Linked DNA regions of Homo sapiens: region 2 is linked to region 1. Evidence: chromatin loops called from intact Hi-C (ENCODE). Cell type or tissue: lower leg skin. All regions are shown on one strand. Each heading gives the region's core, and the rest is flanking DNA. Links, peaks and the distances in the headings are about the cores only.

Evidence for each region. Peaks named below come from ENCODE experiments on the same cell type or tissue, not always from the same donor. Only the 100,000 strongest peaks of a DNase experiment are listed, where the experiment ranks them.
Region 2: it touches region 1 in a loop (8-fold over the local background); 19 of 110 quality-filtered maps call a loop at or near these places.

Annotation. Positions count from the first base shown.
Region 1 is chr3:79,078,672-79,089,203 of GRCh38, reverse strand. All of the region lies in intron 3 of ROBO1 (roundabout guidance receptor 1), which reads left to right. Among named protein-coding and RNA genes, the nearest start is that of MIR3923, 420 kb to the left of the region's middle. In lower leg skin, for the core only: no CTCF peak of the experiment used is centred there; no DNase peak of the experiment used is centred there.
Region 2 is chr3:79,481,897-79,492,428 of GRCh38, reverse strand. The region is part of intron 2 of ROBO1 (roundabout guidance receptor 1); the gene reads left to right. Among named protein-coding and RNA genes, the nearest start is that of MIR3923, 21 kb to the left of the region's middle. In lower leg skin, for the core only: no CTCF peak of the experiment used is centred there; no DNase peak of the experiment used is centred there.

The DNA.
Region 1 (10,532 bases), core at 4,224-8,223:
CCTGAGGTATATGATTTAAATAATAATTTCTCAAAATGTATAAGGAAATTCAGATAAGGTTGTAGATTTCTTCATTATGAGATGTATTTTCTTTTGTTAACTGGGAATTAATACATTTTGCCTTTTATGAAAGAAACTAAGTATGTTAAAAATAAAAATGACTTTACTAAAAGCGAGGAATACAAGTTTTCTAGAATTTTATTTTGGAAAACAAATGAGTCATCCTATCATTTGTATCCAACTGTACATTTAATTATTTTACTCTAGTTTTTCCCAATATTGCCAAATTAACTTCTCAATTTTGTTCCCATAAGGTTTATTAAAATATGGGTAAAATATGTCATTGCAAAACACAAATACATGCACACACACAGTGATCTAATGGAATCAAAATAATAGTTTCCTATCATAAGCATTCCCAAAATAAGCTTAGAGATAATTAGCTTTTGTTAACATTTGGTTATTATTAATTACAAGCCAGATAATTCTTCTTCACAAAGAAAGGATGTTAAAATTTATAGCCATTAAATATCACTAGTCTTACTTAGAATACTGAGTGTTCCCCTGTTGGTGAAAGAAAGATCCTTTTGTTGTTAAGTAAAGAAAGTTAATCAGAGTTAAAGATGTGCTTCTTACCTTTCCTGTTACTCTCTTTACAATGTGCTCACTGTGTTTATTTTCAAAGTAATTAAATATAACAATCCGGTATATACAATTTAAACTTGCATATTTTTACAACATTGTTAAGACTTTGTATATTTTGGAAAATGTGACTCGAAGAACTACAATTTAACTTCTACATGGCTTACTAAATAAAACAAGCTTTAAATCATTCTACATTCTGATATTTTCTCTCACCAGAGTTACAGGCAAAGTAGCCTGGACAGTAGCATAAACGCTACATCACTTTTATGAGTAAAATTAATCCATCCAGTTTAACAAGATAGTGGATGTTTATAATGAATAATTCTAAATCAATTTAGAAGTCATTCTGTTATACATGGATCACATAGCAGATATTATAGTGACAGAGTGCTTTCCCATATCGAATAATCAGCAGAATTAAAGTCTTGCCCCATGAGAAACAGATCAAATTTACTGTGAAATTGAACACAACCGTCATCAACACTAGTTGAGTTTAGTATTGTGATGCTATTGTTCACCATGACAGAAGGCGACAGAAAGAACCTTTTTCCTTTCCAAAATTGTTGAACTCCCACCAACAATCGAAGTAAATAAGTTTTAATCATATGTAAATTGGGATACCCTTGGTACCAGGAAATCACAAAAATGTCCACTTAATTAACAAGTCTTTAGAAAGACGTGTTTCAGCAGTATATCAGCACTTGATAAACAGTTATCAATATTGTTTGGGGTAGATTAACATGAGTTAGGCTACTCAAGTTGTCTTTATTACACCTTTTGTTTCTCCAACAAAAGACTTTTTTTCTAAATTTTTCCTTGATTCACTCCTTATTTTATTATTATTAGTCTTTCAAATTTCAAAAATCACAAGCTTAGCTTAGCATCCATTTCTACTTGATAATTAGAGAAAAGAAACAAGGTGGGGGAAGGAAGAAATAAGGAAAGCAGGGATGGAGAGAGAAAGCGGGGAAGAAAAGAAGGAAGGAACAAAGAAATGAAGGAAGGAAGAAGGAAGGAAAGAAGGAAGGAAGGAAAGGAAGGAAGGAAGGAAGAGAAAGAAGCTGGAAAAGAAGGATACTGAAGTAATTCATGTCACTTTATTTGAGAGAAAGAAAAATTGGTTAGGAGTATCATCTTTTACTAATCACATCATTAAAGGTTTGGAAACCTGCCTCTATTTCATTAAGAAATTTTAACAATTTTGAAATAATGAACGGGAAATAATCTAGAAACAGTGCTATTTATATTAAGTCGATGCACTTTAGGTTTATATCAAGACATTATAATTTCTAAAATGAAAGGCTTATGCTTAAAATTAAGGAAAATCCTTTGACTGTTTTTTAATTTATTTTTCAGTTTTTCTAGAGTTGTGTATCTAAGTTCTGATGCAAACAAATGCCTGGAATTCCCTCTATGTTTTAATATGCATCCTGTCTTCTGTTACTCAAAATTACTAACTACACTTTTCAATAAAAATATTGCATATTAATTAAATATGATTATTTTTATAATTTTTAATAACATCACTAGCAGCTGCAGTAATTATTAAAGGTACATATCAAAATGTTCCTTAATTTAGTGAACTATTCATCACATTTCTCTTTAAATTCTTGCAAACCTATAGAAAATATGTTAGGACACCATTTCCCAAAATGCTCCTATAAAAGGTAGAGAAAATTAAGACCTCATAAAGGAGTTTTATAAATATCCATAATTACATAACATTGTTGATTATTGCATAATAATTCATCCTTAAATATGTTTTGATATATTAGTAAAAAAAATAAAAGATTGTCTCTTCCGTAGAATATATATTAGTAAGCGGGGCAGGGCAGGGGAGCGGGGGAGTCTGATTCTATAGAATTGAGGTGTCTGCATACTGTTTTTCACTGACATGCGGGAAAATATCGCTGCATTTCCTAATGATCGCCCTCTTGTGGAGACCCTGTAGTTTGCACATAAAGCTGTGTAAGGAGCACATTTTCTTCAGCTGTCTGGGCAGCTTATCTTTTCTCAGGTATTCTTATAGATAATGTGATATGTCTTGTACCAATTGTCAAGCTTTTTGTGTAAGGTCAGCTTAATCTACTTATTGTACTGGAGTAGAAATGCAAAATATATACTCTAGTAATCATCAAACAGCTGGTTTTAATATAATTGTACACTCGTGTACATTCATTATGCCAGTGTGTTAAACTTTTTAAAAAGACAAGAGCTTTTAAATATTTAACATTTCTTTTTTTTTTACATGAAAGAGATTTTTAACTGAATAAAACCTTTATCTTGCAGAACTGTGGTATGGTCACCTCCCCATCTGGTTGCCCACATTAGCATTACTACCTTTAATTCTTTACTACACGGAAGCTTTTGAGGGACTTCTTTGGATACAATATTATTGTCCTCTGTACCTAGATAAAATTCCACATAACACCTAAAAAAAAAAAAACTCCATTTGTTAATTACCTAATTGTGAGCCACTAAATGTTTACAGAGGTATTCTATTGATCTTTTTACTTTCAATGTCTATCGCATTAGCTGGCCGTTAATAGGCTCTTATCAGCTGTTTGTAATAATAATACATTAACAAACAGAGAAGTTATTAAGGTTTTCTTCTTTATCACATTGGTTAAAATTATAGACATGGCTTTGCTTATAGAGAATATATACTTAATTCCCTTAAGATTAATTAATCAATTTGCTGAAATTTATAGTAATGAAGTTACGTCCTGAGGCTAGACTACAGGAGATCTAAACTTTTATCTTTAAACACACTTCCTTAGCACTTGACTAAGCAGAGTTTCTCTTGTCTTCTTCCATCTGATTAAAACTATCATATTTTGCTACTTCCTAGACACAAAAGTAGAATTGCCATCATTCTCTGAATGAAGGAAAAGGTGCTATCCACTGTTTTAGTGCTATTGACACAAAAATTGTGGCAGTGACAGGCCCCACAAGCTCATCACTCTCTTATGTACAGCAGCACTTTATCAGGAGCTCCTCCCTGTTCTCTCATTTTGATTCTACTTGCCCAGAAAGAAGAAAAATGTTTTCTCATGCCTAACCTTGCCTATCCGCCCTTTAAACTGCATCTTCAATCAGGTCTCTTTCATGAAGTCAAGGGAAACTGACAGTTAACTATGCCCAAATAACAAAAATTAAATCAACATGACTCAACATGTTCCAATCACACATGTTAGTGTTTCTAAATTTTTGTGGATTAGGATAGCTTGCAATGATGACATCAGGGCAAATGCCTTAAACAGAAGTGTCCAGAATAACTAAAATTAAATAAGTAAAGAAATTGTTTAATTCTAAGCCCTCAAATTATATCAGTGATTTAAGGGCTCACTTTGTTCAAATATACAACTAATAGGATATTGAATTTTGGAAGGTTTTATTAAATTACTAGTGTTTATGCTTTTGTTAGTACTATGTTATTAAAAAACTCTCCAAAGGTACATTTCTCAAACAGTGTCTCTTCATTTTGTGCAAAAATATATGTCTTGAAATCATGTTTCTAAGTAGAGATATAAAAATGTTAGTAACTAATATTGCTTGCTATAAATAAATCAATATTTTTATGCTATGTACAGTTTTATATTGTTTAAATTAATTTATAATTTTATATTTTTCAACATTGACTTTTTTCTCTTATTAGAAAATAAATTTTCTATCTCATCTCAGCAAGATTTCAGATTTTTTACACCTTTCTGATCAGAATCTCAATAACTAAATTTTACTGAATCCTCTTGTGTGCTGGACACTGTCTTGGGACCTGAACATGTTTTCTTCTGCAGAATCTCTGATGTAGTGGGTAAGAGCGTGGATTCTGGAAATCAAATTCTTGGACCCAAGATTCAATTCCACAATTTAATAATCATGTGAATTTTGACAAATTATTTAATATAGCTAAACGATAATAATAGAGCATGTAAATACATTTGTTGTGAGAATATATAAAAAGCATTTGAGGAAATTCCTGGCAATAGAAAACACTCACTAAATTTTAGCTAATGTTTACATTCACAACAATCCGATCTGTTTTATTATTCTCTTTTTTTGAGATGGAGTTTCGCTCTTGTTGCCCAGGCTGGAGTGCAATGGGCGATCTCGGCTCACTGCAACCTCTGCCTCCTGGGTTCATGCTATTCTCCTGCCTCAGCCTCCTGAGTAGCGGGGATTACAGGCATGTGCCACCAAGCCCGGCTAATTTTGTATTTTTAGTAGAGACGGGGTTTCTCCATGTTGGTCAGGCTGATCTCGAACTCCTGACCTCAGGTGATCCGCCCACCTCAGCCTCCCGAAGTGCTGGGATTACAGGCGTGAGCCACCGCCGGCCTTTATTATCCTCTTTAAACAGATGAGAAAACTTAAGATTAAATGACTTGCCTATTGCCACACACAGAAAAAAACTAAATTGATAAAGTCAGAATTCAAATCTAGCAACTGTCTAAACTATGCTTGCAGGCAATAAACTAGATGACTTTATAATCTAGAAATGTTAAAGGCATTCTGTTTTTCTTCCAGAGTCAGGCAGTACAATAAAATTAATCGTGGCTTAAATCTCAAGCTTTCAAGGTGAAAAACACTGTAATTCTACAGACTAATGTTGAGACTAGAATAAGCTAAGGAGTGACTTATGGCAACAAAATACTTTTCTGGAAGAAGTTTGGTTCAGAACCATAATTGAAATTCCCTTCATGAAAATCTTTGTTTAGTAGATTTTCTCCGAAGATATCTGCCACTCTAGATAAGAACCCTGAGAGAATTGTCTTTTAGCATAGAATAGGGTAATACTTCTCAATTAAAAAGTACTTCAGTTCACAGTTGAAGTCTTCTTTTCATTTACAGTAGATTACTTTGCCCTTGATTGGCCAACGTAGAAGAAATTCAAGGGCTAAGGTTAACTTGGATAGGACGACAGTTTCCTACCATTTCCCAGTGACAAATATTTCAGTTAAGAATAAAATTTTGAGCATACTGCTAAAAATATTGTGGTTGAATGTTTATTTCTGTTTGGCCCTGGTTTGTTATTATTTCAAACATAAACTGCTTTCCAGCCAGTTTATTTGCAATTCCCAAGTAGGAAAACATGATAGGTTATAAATAGATAAATGTGGATTTTACCATCAGATAGATAGACAAATAGGTATCTATATATAGCACAACAATGAATTATTTTCAAATATCTTCACAAACCACTACATTTGAAAATAATATCAAAATATTTAATATTTTCCCCTCTAACATTTTTATTTCCTGCCTAAGAGCTAGATATCTGAAACCCTTTTGTTTTTTTCTTCATGTCCATTATCAACTCTTTCCTGGTAACTCTTCGCAAATATACTTTTGTTTGTTTGTTTGAGACAGAGTCTCACTCTGTGGCTCAGGTTGAAGTGCAGCGGCATGGTCTCAGCTCCTGCAGCTTCAACCTCTTTGGCCCAAGTGATTCTCTCACCTCAGCCTCCCGACTAGCTGGGACTACAGGCATGCACCACCACACCCTGCTAATTTACAAATAAATATTTCTTTAGTCACTCAGAGTAAACTAGAGCCATTTCCCAATTTGTGTATAAGGCGTTCCTAAAGGCCTCATTAGAAATCAACTGCATGATAGCAGATCAATATACTATCTGAGATAAGGACAGTTTCGTTCCTAGGGAGCTAAAAATAAGTTCAACCTGCCTCCCTCCACACCATCAACCTGCCTCTCTCCACACCATCAACCTGCCTCTCTCCATACCATACAAGTGAGGTTCAACCTGCCTCTCTCCATACCATACAAGTGAGTACACAGTGAGCCAAGAGGCATGGGAGTGAGAAGGTGTTGGGGAGAGATTTGAGGGTAACATAGTAAGACACTGGGTGGGGCAGGCATAGAGACAACTAACTGGGATTTCTCCCCAGTATGAACTGGAATTTGGGATTTTGAACCACACTTGAGGCTCTGGAGCATTTTCCCTTATCCACTATGAACATTTCTACATTTGGTCTCTTCTATCTCACTTCATTAATCCACACTCTTGTAAATATTTATTTTCTTATTTTAAGAAAATTCATTTTCATCTATGTGGTGATTATCATATATTGAACTTATAATGCATCCAATATTATGAGATTTATTAGGTGTTATGCTTGTAAAAATGCATCTTTACTTCCCTCTTAAAATTTCTACTTTGCACACACACATATATATGATTTGCTCAACCTTTAATGAGTATCATAAATGCATAATAAGTATAGACAATATATGACTTTTCTGGATGGCAAATTTCCAGTATATAGATGGATTGACTCATGTAAATTTAGTCAAGCCAGGAATAGGATTGCTGTTTATACAGTTAGAACAGTTATTTCTTCTAGCTATGGAATTTCTTTTTAGCATCTTAGAAGTATACATTTGAATGAAATACATCATTTTCCAAATGGTTAAGTAATAATTACAATTGCTTAAAAGTCTTTGAATTTATAAGGACACTTTAAAGTTAGCTTTCTAGGTAATATTTTCTTTTGTATATTTCTAATAGTGAATGATAATAGAAAAATAATATTGCCATTTCACCAAAACATCCCATTTAAGAAAATGATATTAATAGACTCTAAAAATAGTCTTGGCTAAAAGACCAATGTAGGCAAATGGTAATATAGCATTAAATGTCACTATTGTTAATTATATCATTTAATCCTTTAAGTATTATAAATTTTCTTGACGTTGCATCAAATTTTCCTATACTTTCCCAAATTGATGAAGAAGCCATCCTTTCCAAACTGTCACAAAAGCTAGATTCTACGAAATGAGCCAAAGAATGAGATCCTTCATCAAGACATGACATGAAACTTTAGCCAGGCAGTTTGCAAAAACAGCTAAAGGTCTCTATTGTGTTTGTTAGCACCACTATGTCAGCTTTCTTGTGTTGGCAGCTTTGGGCTTTTCCGAGGAAAGCCCCAAAGAAAGTTGTTACCAGCATATATTCTACAGTTCACAGAATCTCAAAAAGGACACATTAAAACTGTTAGAATCCCCAGGGCAAATGTGGAGATTAAGTAACCTTCTCCCTCAACAGAAGCCCCGAACAGACAAAGCTCGGTATTGTGTATTCAGTACACTATCTTTTTCCAGAACTGAACTTTACTATTGTGCTCAAAGATTCGAGTTTACAAAGTGTTTGGGGGCTTTGCATAACGGTTCACTGGCACCACCACTGACAGCCATCTGAGTGTGGGAATTTTTTTTAAAGTCATGATGCCCATCAAATGATTGACCTATCGTATTAATGCAATGGCAGCATCTTAGCAGGAGGGGGAGGACTGGAGAAGTTTGCATCAATATCTATAGCAAGCTTCTTTTTCACAAGAATTTAAGGAAAGCAAAAAAAAAAATCCTATCGGAAAAAAATGTGTCATTTAAAAGCTCTATTACAGGGTAGTATATGGCTATTTAATTATAAAAAAAGAATGGGTTTTCAGGCAAAGCGTTTGGGCACACTATAAGTCGATTTTCTTCTATGGAAATTTTCTTCTATGGTTTCAGCATTTTCATGTAAGGTGAGGCATAACTCTTCAATTCTAAAATTTAGATACGCACCCTCAACTCTGGGCCCTGATTTGCTTGGCTCTATTCAGAAAGGTTTTTCTTTGGAGGTAGTAAACTAAAATATATCCCAAGATAAACTGCCAGTTCATGGTCAATAGTCTAGAAAAGGTTAAGAAAAAGTTGAATATTTAAATAAACAGAGATTCTTAATTACTCTATCCAACTGGGGAGATACTGGACTTATTTTGGTCAGAGAATGTTTCATCTGAACCTTTTTAATATACCACCTGGAAAACATGAAGGCTGCATGAATTAGAGCGGCCATGACCTTTCCTAAAATTTACATATTACTTACTCATTTCATTGAAGGATCAAACATGTTTTAATAGGCATTAATAGTAATAATGCTTTATGCAAATACTGTTTTTCATATATCTTGTCCATTTTTATGCATTTTTATGCTTAAACTTTAGTTTATATCCCTATAATTTAAGGCAGGATTTTAAATATTGAGAAACTAAAGTAGAAACTGAAAGATAGTCTAGTTTTTTTTAATTGAAAGAATCTAATGTCATTTTATCTTTGGGGACTTTATAGTGTATGTTAGTATACTTAAACTTGATACAAATTATGAACATGTAGTAAAATGCTTTATTATGTGAGTGGCTAGAAACACATATTTTCATGGACAATGAGAAGACAGCTCTCAATTTCTCAGTACTATGAGTAGTGAATTACTAAATGACTAATAAACTACCGGTACCAAAACAACGTAACTGAAAGTTAATATTAAGAAAGGAAAAGGAGGTTTTGGAAATTTTTCTTAAAAATAATGATTTATATGATGGTTTAAATAATATGTATAATGCATATCAAGAATTAGCAATTAATTTTTCATTTTTAAACATGTACTTAGTATCAACCCTGTAACACTTTTATGAACACACCACTAACATTATCATCTTGTTTATATTCTTGTTCTTTTTAATAATATATATAAACTTTTGAAACAAGAACATATGCCATTAAAAATTATCATCATCTGAAGCTTTGTTTCTGAATGTTTTTTAATAAAAAACATTTGACACTGACATTTTTCAAGTGTTCATTTTTATTTAAAATATAGACTCTGATGTACAGTTCTGACCATTCTTTAAGCAAAATACTCTGGTACTTTTAAAAATGGACTATCGCTTCTATAAATGTGAGTTTCTTTACAAAATTACATTGAGATTATTATGTTTTTTATTTTATTTTTTTTCTCACCCTGTCTTATGGTGTGGATACATTGAGATGAGCAGGCACTATGGGTTTTCTTTCTGTATAACATTAGTCGTTTGATTTAAATTTTTGTTTACTTTCACTGGTGATGTTTAATTTTATACCAGATCAGAAAATAATGAAGTGGATATTGAACACATTTTATCAAAATAATGCAATTCCTACAGGAAATTATTGATGAATTTTGTTCTCCATTTGCCCTACTGTAGACAAAGCAGAACCAGTACTTGTTCAATTTTGACATTACAGCAGTCTCTCGGCCCACTTCTTTTCACTCGTAACTGTTTTTAATTCATTCATTAAAAGTTTTATAATGGCCTTATGAGATAGAGTTTGCAATTATCATTTCTTTAGAAAATATTCTTGCTGAAATAACTTATTCCTATTTAAAATTCAATAACTTTATGTCTACATAGTCTATTCAGATAATTAATTTTATTTTTGGAACTTTAAGTTCTAGAATTTAGGTCTGAGAATTACCATGAGTTATATATAGATGCCTTTTAAAGAAAACGTGATTTTTTTAAAAGTCTGAATAAGCTTCACATATTTCTAATAAATACTTTTATTCCATGCTTCAATATGGTGTTATTTGACAAGAGTTAAGTATTAATTATCTCCAGATCAAATGTCATTTTTCCAATTTCTCTACTAAATATTAGTTTCGTGTGTACATAGTCTCCAACTTATATGATAATGTGAGTGCACAATTTTATTCAGAGCATGTATGTACATTTATACCCATAATTTCTAAGATGATTTCTATCTTAAAGAGCCTGCACTTTGATGATAGTGTGAATTCAATATAATAGAGTCATGTAAGAAGAAAGACAATATGAGAGGGCAAAATGTGAACTACAAACCAAAACACCTGGATTATAGGTTTAGTTATGTCTTAAATGATTGATCTTGAATCTAGCTTCACTAATTATTTGGTTCCCTTTGGTAAGATAATGATTTCACCTCTGTCTACTGTCTCAGGTTTGCTCTTAGGCTTAAATGTAGTGATATATGGAAAGTGCTTTATAAACTGTTCCATACATGTTCTAAAAGTGTGTGCTGTTATTTTTCT
Region 2 (10,532 bases), core at 2,781-6,780, 400 kb before region 1:
TCTGAAACAGAGTCTCACTCTTATTGCCCAGGCTGGAGTGCAATGGCGCTATCTCAGCTCACTGCAACCTCTGCCTCCCGGGTTCAAGCGATTCTCCTGCCTCAGCCTCCCAAGTAGCTAGGATTACAGGCACCAGCCACCACGCCTGGCTAATTTTTGCATTTTTAGTAGAGACGGGGTTTCACCACGTTGATCAGGCTGGTATCAAACTCCTGACCTGAGGTGATCCGCCTGCCTCGGCCTCCCAAAGTGCTGGGATTACAGGCGTGAGCCACCGTGCCTGACCTACGGCCTCTTTTGTGGTGCAAAACTACGTCCTAATTCAATGTCAGGGCTCTCCAATTCTTAGTCCTTTAGACATGTAGGGTATCTTGTAGAGCCTGTCTCTTGTGAAAACCTCAAATGTAAGTTACAACCAAAAAATAACCAGTAGCCCGGAATGTTTATGCTAGAATTTAATGGCCCTCTATTCACACTACTGCTGTAAGCATTGTCAAATGCCTTATAACAAGGCATTTGGATCCATTTACCTCTTCACCTGAACAGCCATTTCCAAATCTCAAACTAGCAACCAAACACTGGACATGGTGAGGTCATTGGTCCACTCAGATTTCATTTTGCCCACAAAATTAAAAAAAAAAAAAAAGTCAGATTAAATCATTTTCTAAGAAAATGTAACCATTGAATTCTTCCCGTCTTCCTACCTCACTTCTCTTGTGGTAGAAAGATGCAATCAGAATTCAAAATGTACTACTCTAAGGATGGCCCGAATAAATGCAGCTACAGAATTCTTTCACTCTAGAAGATAAAAAGAATAAGCAGTTTAATCAAATTTTTGGCATCTCTCAACTTTGCTCTCAAAGATTTTATGCACATGCTGAACACTCTAGAATTTCATGAATTTAACAAATCTGTTCCTGACAACAGTGATTCATGACAGCTAGAGCCAGGGTCGTATTTCACTGACAGTTCTATTTCTGCTCCCCCATTTGTTAGCATCTGCAAGTTGTAGGGAAGCTCCCTGGAGCTGACTACTCTTACAACCCGACTGTCAGCAGCTCAGCTGAGCTCAAGAGAACCCAGCTTCCAGATGCTGGAGTAATCAATTAAAGCAGCAAGCCAAAAATGAAAGTTTGTAGTCAAGTATTTAATCACTTACTTTAGTAGTATAGGCAAGAAGTTAAAAACTGGAAAAAAAAAAAAAAAGAGCCGATCCCCGTCCACCCCTTTCCTTCCATTTTTCCCCCCAAGCAATGGCACTGCTCTGTCTAGGACCAGGTAGATTAGCCCAGACTTGGAGGCAGTTATTTCACTGTTGAAGCCCTTTAACAAAAGGCTCCTGCACAACACAATAAATACACACAATTTTATCTTTCAGTTTAAAAATAATAATATAGGAAATAAATAAATTTACCATAGAGACACTTTTTTTAAAGGCTCCTGCAGTTCTATGTACTTGGGATCCAGGGAGAGAGAGAAGGGAAGGGGGAGGGAAGAGGACTGGGAGTTTAAAATTACTGAATAGTAGGTCACAGTGAAAAATAAGTCTTCAAGGCGTCCCCCTCGAGTCACCCTCCCTAAAGAAGGTCTCAGCTAAAATCCCCAGATAAAGAGGTCTCTGAATAAAAGAGTCTCAGCTAGGAATGCAAATATGCATAAGCACAAGGCCAATCAGAGGGGCTTGAGTCCTTGACCGCATTTCCTTCAGAGACTGCAATGCATTCATTGGCTGTGCACCAAGTCAGCTGCAGGGAAGGCAACTTTCTCCTGGGAGGCCTGCCAAGCAACACTTCGAAATTGCCTATGGTCAGACTTGAAAAATCACACTTAGGTTTTTAACTAGAAGCCGAACTCTTCACCCAGTTAGCTCATTCTCCTTTATTCTAGCCCTTCCCATTTCCTCCTTCTCGGCTTCTTCTGCGCCTGTTTTCTGGCTGTTCCTTTTTAAATATATATGTTATTGGGCAGAGACTGGTCAAAACAACTGGAATAGTTCAGAGAAGATTTAAGGCCAGGAGGTAAAAAGTGTTTCTTATACAAAGATGAAGGGGAATCCACCTACTGGAGGGTAGAGGAAATGAGTGGATTTCCAGTACAGCACATACAAAGGGGCTGAGTCCATGGGGATGACAAAGGCTAAGGTTTGACTGAAGCCCAGAGTATAAGGCAAGGACAGGCAACGGGTGCCTTGAAGAGGTCAAAATAAGAACAGCCACATATACCATACACAATTTTTAACTTTTTTTTTCTAGTAAGAGATAAAAAAGCAGTGAATAATATAACCACGGAAATTATAGGAAAGCATCCACTCCAAGGCTAGTACAGAGACGAGGAATTTATATGACAACAAATAACAATGCATCTCAATTTTTAAGTAGTATTCAAAGTCCTCGGCTTCAAGGCAAAAATGGTTATTTGGATTTGTCCCTAAAGGAGTCTCTTTCAAAGATCAACAAATGTATCCTCAGAAGAGATGCCAAATTCTTCATTAGTGTGTGAATAGTTCCTTTGAAATACATATTATATGAAATCTTCATATGTAAAAATACACTTATGAATACTGTATTGCAGCTGCACACACTGGGATTGCTGACTTGGGAAAATGGTGGGTGAGGAAAATATGTTGCTAATATCAGGGAAAAAAAGACAGCCTACAAGTAACCTAAAGAAACCTCTTCATATTTTGTTTGTCTGTATGGTGTTTGTAGAGTAGAAAATTACCTTTTTTTCTAAAACAGAAATTGTTACTTCTTTCTTTCTTTTTTTTTTTTTTTTTTGAGATGAAGTCTCACTCTCCCCAGGCTGGAGTGCAGTGGCGTGTTCTCGGCTCACTGCAACCTCTGCCTCCCTGGTTCAAGCGATTCTCCTGCCTCAGCCTCCCGAGTAGCTGGGACTACAGGTGTGCACCACCTCACCCAGCTAATTTTTGTAATTTTTATTAGAGACGGGGTTTCACCATGTTGGCCAGGATGGTCTCGATCTCTTGACCTCGTGATCCGCCCACCTCGGCCTCCCAAAGTGCTGAGATTACAGGCGTTAGCCACTGCGCCTGGCCAATAATTACCTATTTTCTTAACATTAAGTGACTGTTTATGATGAATAATTGTAATTTTAGACATGTGTTTGAACTTTTCATTAATGCCATTCCATTTTTTCAAATGTTTATGCCATACCTTCACATTCATGTTAAGAAATAGCTAAATAGTTTCGAATTCCACAATTGTAATTGCCAGTTTTTTATCTTAAATTGATTAGTCTGAAGTCTTATGAGAAAAATCAGTTTATCTTCTTACCACATGTTTTATATATATATATATATGTACTTATATATGTATATTTTCCATTTTAATTTTTTATTCACTAATAATATCATAAAATCATTTTAAATGACCCATCTAAATTGAATATTAAGTGAAATGTTTGGTCATTTGTTTTTTGTTATTGTCTACTGTGGAGGAGAGGGGAGAATCAGTTCTGACTTTGGAGACTCAAGGCTAAATCTTACTGAGTTCATCAAAAGTTATAAATAAAGCATCCAAGGGCAGAAGTTGACCCACAACAAATTAAAACTTAATTCCTTGTCACTTTACACATACATGTAGACATTGGTCCACACTAAGAAATACATTTTGTCCAAAGTACATGGCGCCAGGTTTTAGTATTTGCTTTTTTCCTAACTTGCAGTGTATGTCCATTAGACTCATATAACCATAACACAACCCAAGAATATTAATATCAGAGAGTATTTATAAGTGAAAAAGATGTCAATTTTCCTAATGAGTTTGAAAATATTGTATGGTATAATGCTGAGACAGCAATTCAGATTTTTAAAAATCATACCATAGACGAGTACTTTGGTTTTTATGATTTCTATTCTTTTTATTGGTCACAGTTGTTTTATCACACACTGGAAATTATGACATATGGCATTTAATAATATTCACCACAAGAAGACTTATTCTTGATGTCATTCTCAGTCTCTATCTTCATATGCACATTTTCTTTTGCACAATTTGGTCCAAAGTTAGCCTGAGCAATAAGCAGTCCAATTTGTTATGACCCATTAAAGTGCTCTATAAGTATTCAAATGATCTGATGATATTTTGAAGAAAAAAAATTCCCCCTCCATTTGTTGGGCAAACGGAGGGGAAGAGACAGAGAATATTGGATATTAATTCATTTATTTCATGCAAATTATATTTAAAGTTATACAATTTTACCTCTCAAAGATTCATTTTGGTCATTTTCATTCAGATTCAGAATAAGTCTCATGATTTCTTTAAGTTTATTTGACAAGTTTTTATTTCCATTTTTCTTTCAGTTAAAAAGAAAGCATTATTTTTTTAATTCAGGAACAGCTAACAGAGTCTGAATATATATCTTTCAGTTCAATAAAATATAATAATCCATCTTAGATGACTCATTTTAACCTCTCAATTGCCTCATGTTTTCATTGGCTAACTTTTTAATATCTTCATAATTTTTCTTCAATTTTAAATTGTATTGCTTTTATAACACCTGGAGAGTTATTGTTCCCATTTTCTATTTCTATCTAGGGAAAAAATATAAATAATCATTTCACATTAATAAAAGTCCTCCACTGTTAAATCTTGAGAAATGAGTTGTATATGTTAAAATAATTTTTGACCTCATAAGTTAATTTAGTGGAGTAATGGTATGTTCCCATATTTATTTATGGGCTTAGAAAAGCTTCAGAAGCCTGTAGGAGAGGTGACACAAGAAAAGGCTGAGGTGAAAGCTAAGAGTTAAAGCTGTCTTAATAACATAGAACCTAAACATAGTGTTAGGAGAATGAAAATTAAAGAGTCAATTCAAACCTTAGCTATACCACTGGTCTATACTCTTTAAGGGTAAGATAAAATAGAATAAAGGGGCTTTATAAAACAGAAAGTTGGCTCGGCGCAGTGGTTCCTGCCTGTAATCCCAGCATTTTGGGAGTCCAAGGCAGGTGAATCATGAGGTCAGGAGTTGAAGACCAGCCTGACCAACATGGTGAAACACCGTCTCTACTAAAACAAAACAAAACAAACACACACAGAAAGCCATTGCAAACAGTACTGTGGTCATTATCTATAATATCCATTCAACCAAAAATGTTGCACATGCTTTACAGGGAAAGAAAAAATAATTTTCACTCTACCCCATCTGATTTCTCAGGTGGGACCTCTATAACAACGAAAAATAAATAAATTAAACCAGAGAAATCAAACAGAAGTTTTTTAACTTCTTATACATTTTATGTATATTACATAGGCAATATCCAGGGAATTAGTAATTCTCCAGGAGGTTCCTGGGAACTCTCTTTATCATTTTCAACAAAGAACAATACACTTTTAGAGGAGTGACAAGACAAAGGAAAAGGACCTTGAGTCTCTAGGGGTGGGACATTGTGGGATGGCAAATATATGGGAAACAAATGGCAGATAAAGGCCAGTTAGTAGAGTTTGTTATGTCGATCCCTCAGGTACTGTCTCCTGGATGATAAAGGTCTAAAGTTGTCTTTGCTGATCAACCTTTGTCCTTCCTAGTAGAGAGGGGAGGAGGGATAGCTCTGTAAATTTTGTCTTACTTTTGGGCAGATAGGGAGAGGGCAGAGAGCATTTTTGGATATTTGCTTCTTTTTATTTGCCTTCAGCTCAAAATACTTCTTTTGCCAAAATGGCATATTTTGGGGTGGCATATTCTGCTGCCCTTCACTGGTAAATACATATTTGAAACTATTGTGAATATAGGTATGCCCCGAACCCTACCTAAAAATTTTGCTGGGCAACCCAATATTAGCACTTAATTGTGGAACTGATTTATTTAGAATAAAGAGATATTCTGCTGTTAATTTGTTCATGTAACCTTTTTCCCCATTAAGCTATATTAGAAAAGTAGGCATTTTCTTGGGGATAGAGAGGTGGAAGTAGTTCACAGTCAGAAAATAAGCAAGTAACTACAATAGATCATGATATGTACTAAAATAGAGGTACTTATTCTGGGAAAGTAGAGAATAAAAGTTTAACACTCTCTGGGGTGGCCAAGAAAGGTCTTGCAGGGCAAAGAAATCGGTATATATAAAGGAATCTCTTTATGTTTACCTTTGTACATTAAAGAAGATGTGTTTAATACACCACAAGGAGATCAAAATTGTTTTTATATAAGAGGATATACTACAAACTATAAAAAATAATACAATATAAAATAAAAAATAAAATGTAATTATAAACTTAAAAAAAAGACAATACTTTGTGAGACTTTACTATGCTGCTCACTCTTCTGAGAGCTTTTATTGAATCTTTAAGGTTATCCTTGTTTTATAGATGAAGAAACAGCCATTGAGATAATAATAAAGAATAACATGTTTTCAAGGACATGTGATTATTAGCATCAGAACTGGAATTGAAATTCAGGTTAAGTGGTTCCAAAGTCTATACATAAGGCTGTGAATGTGGTGAAAACAAGGTGGGAAAGAATAATGGAAAACCTTTGAAGACAGGAAAACATTCGGATATGGGACATGGGAAACAGACTGAAAATGACTTCCAAACTCCCGTCTTCAAAGATAGGTAAAATTGGTACTTTATTTAATACAGTATAAAGAATCGGACAGTAAGGTGTTAGAGAGAAGACTACGCACTAAATTGGGGACATGTTAAGTGCCAACATGTGTCTGCGGTTGACAATATGTGGTGGCAGTTGGCCCCTGAGTAGAACACAAGACCTCTCTGTGCCTTACTTTCTGTATCTGCAAAATGGGGATGGAGTTGTTGTAAGGATTAAATGAGTTAATAATTTTAAAGCGCTGAGAACAGTATCTGACTCATGGTATCTATTACGATTGTGGGTTAACAAAAAAATGACAGATATGAGCCTCAAACTGCCTCTAAAAAGAACAGAAGTGAACACTAAATTTTGTATTAGGAAAGGCCATTTTCAAACTTGAAAATACTTTGTTAACATTTAGTGTAGGAACTATGTATGGTTTTTATTTTAATCTTTTGTAATAATGTCATTACTTATTCCGTTTTCATATATATGATTGTGATTATCAATTTGAAGTTATAATAAATATCACCAACTTAGACTGATCAGAGAAATACTAGATAGAATTATACATGATTTTAAGTAATTCAATGTTTTGAATTAACGTGTACATTTTAATAGCAACTATACTAACAAAAGAATTAATAAAATGTCTTATTTTATCCAAAGCACTCATGCATACAAACATCTTTTTATTCAACAAATATTTATTGATGGCTACTATATAGCAGCTACACAGCTCAACACTATAGTAAGATTAGTACAATTAATATAGGAAAATCTCCTCCCTGAAAGATTTCAGAGTCTTTTCTAAGAGTAAAGATAGTCGGCTGGGCATGGTGGCTCACGCCTGTAATCCCAGCACTTTGGGAGGCCAAGGCAGGCAGATCACAAGGTCAAGAGATCGAGATCATCCTGGACAATATGGTGAAACCCCATCTCTACTAAAAATACAAAAATTAGCTAGGCATGGTGGTGCACGCCTGTAGTCCCAGCTACTCAGGAGGCTGGGGCAGGAGAATTGCTTGAACCTGGGAGATAGAGCTTGCAGTGAGCCGAGATCATGCCACTGCACTCTGGCCTGGTGACAGAGCGAGACTCTGTCTCAAAAAAAAAAAAAAAAAGATAGTGCAATGATAGTGGTGTATAAACCATGTGATTTATCACAATATACTTAACCCATATTTATCCATTGGCCCTCAAGTATATTAGAGCACAGGAGAGAACTATCACGTGCATATTATGGCTTTTCAAATTAGCAGCAGACAACATACCAAATTATGGCTTCTAAATTGTAAAAGAATCCTTATTTCTAAATCTCAGCCAATTATTAAAATATTTCAATCGTTTTATCACCATATATACACACACACACATATATATATATGCCTGAAATCCTTATTTGTGGTATTTATTTAATAAGTAAGCTTTGTTATTATAGTGAGTATGTAACAGAATGACTTTAAATCTACAAGAATAAATAGCATCTTTCCCACAACACTTAAGCTTTAAGTATACCAAAATCAAAAGATATGAATTTTTCCGCAGGGTTCTGGCTTCACGGAAGTGCTGACATCTGAAAGTTTTCTTGAAAACTGACTAGACCTTTTATCAAGCAGAGAGCAGAGAAATGTACAGTCTAGCACCTCAGGATCACTTTAAACATGTATCACCCCACTTTACAGACAAAAATTTTAAGGCTCAGAAAGACTAGCAACTTGACTGATCCCCGTGGGGGATCTCTAAGACAAAGCAAACATTTTGGTCATCTGATCAAGGTCAGTGCTGTTTCTATCCTTAGAGGGAAGAGTGACCTTGGCTAACAAGTGGTATATTAAATGTTCCTCTCTATTGTGGTTATGTCCTTGAAAGCAGTTAGGTCTCCTGATGCTTAAATGCCTTGTACCTCAAGGCTCAATCCTCAGTCAGACCCACGCTTTTCTTTTCAACTCTCCCACTGAGAAAGCTTTCCTTCCCCAGTTCTGCACTCTCCTTCTGCATGAACTGCTCCCATATTAGAGATTTCTCTACTGGCTTTCTTTTTGGTTCCCCCACCCCCAACCCCGTCCCAGATCCATGATTGTCTGCTAGACACAGTCATGCTCATCTTAGCAATGCTTCCATCAATGATAGACCCACATACATGACAGTGGTCCCATAAGATTCTTCATAATATCACAATTTTCCTGCACATTTTCTATGTTTACCTACACAAATACTTACCATTTTGTTACAATTCTTTACAGCATTTAGTACAGTAACATGATTTACAGGTTTGTAGCCTAGGAGCAATAGGTTACATCCTATAGCCCAAGTATGTAGTAGGCTATAGCATCTAGGTTTGTGAAAGTACCCTTTGTGATGTTCCCAGGACTTAATCGCCTAATGACACATCTCTCAGAATATATCCTTGGCATTCAGAGATACATGACTGCATTTTCATCCGAATGCAGTCATTTATTCAGAGGCAATTTATCAAAAACTAAAATCTTCAGCTTTTCCCAAAGCAAGGCTTACTGAAAACTCACTTTGAGCCCCATTCAATGGGACCACAATTAGTACACTCTAACACTTTCCTTTCACTTTCCCCTTTACCTTGCTCTGTATCATGACAGAATTAACAATCTTTCATTTTTTGTTCCACTTCAGCCATCTGCCATTTTTCACAATGTCTCTGGATGGGGTCTTTGTTGTCTGTGTTAGAAGTTACATTAGATAGTGCAAAAATTATAATACCATGACATAAAAAAATAAATATTGGTTCAAACAAAGTGGAAGTTTATATATTTTACATGACACAACTGTGGTCAGTGGACAGAGCAGGGTGGAGAAGTCGCTCTATTCCAAAAGAGTTCTCCATGTAATTCCCTTTTGCCGTTTCAACACACCCTGTTGTTGTTGAGGAGTTTGACTCGGCCATGTTGCAGATCTCCAGCTGGGCAGCTGATGGCATAGCTAGAACAATTATTATAGAAGAAGAGGAAAATGGACTTGAGGATAAAATTAACTATTTATTCCACTGGTCAAACGCTATTTCCTAAATAGACATAAATATTATATCCTATCTTTATTTTGAGGTTTCAAGGTCAAATCCAATTCTACATCCCTCTATGGTTATCACGGTCCTTAGAAGATCTGTTTTTTAGCATTTGCTTACCCATTTATTTTGCACTTATTTTATACTGTCTTACTTAGCAGCTGTGAGATTCTTTATAAGTGATCCTTATTATTATTTATATGCATTCCTGTATTAGTTGTTTTTATGCTGCTAACAAAGACATACCAGAGACTGGGTAATCTATAAAGGAAAGAGGTTTAATTGACTCACAGTTCCACATGTCTGGGGAGGCCTCACAATCATGGCAGAAGAGTAAATGATGTCTTAGATGGCAGCAGGCAAGAGAGAATGAGAACCAAGCGTAAGGGGTTTACCCTTATAAAACCATTAGATCTTGTGAGACTTATTCACTACCATGAGAACAGTATGGGGGAAACTGCCCCAATTATTCAATTATCTCCCACCAGATCCCTCCCACAAGACATAGGAATTATGGGAGCCACAGTTCAAGATAAAATCTGGGTGGGGACACAGCCAAACCATATCAATTCCCAAACAAATATTAAGTTTCTTGTAACAGGGAATGCATCTTCTACATCTTCACATAGGTAGAGCCTATCTGTGTATTATCCAAAATAAGTAATGAAATTATGCACAAAACATAGTTTTGCTTATCATACTGATGGAATCAATATTTTTGGCAGTGTCCTTACAAAGTACACGAGACGTAAATATAATACATATTTGAATAAATGAATGTATGAATAATTCCCAACTATTTATAAATTGAAATTTATAGGAATACAGATTACAAAGATGTGAAAACTTTTAAGGCAATAGTAGGAAAAAGCATAGGATATACATTTTCTATGTTAAATTCACTTAAGAGTCATAATCTATCAGTTTATTTTCCATTTCTGTAAAT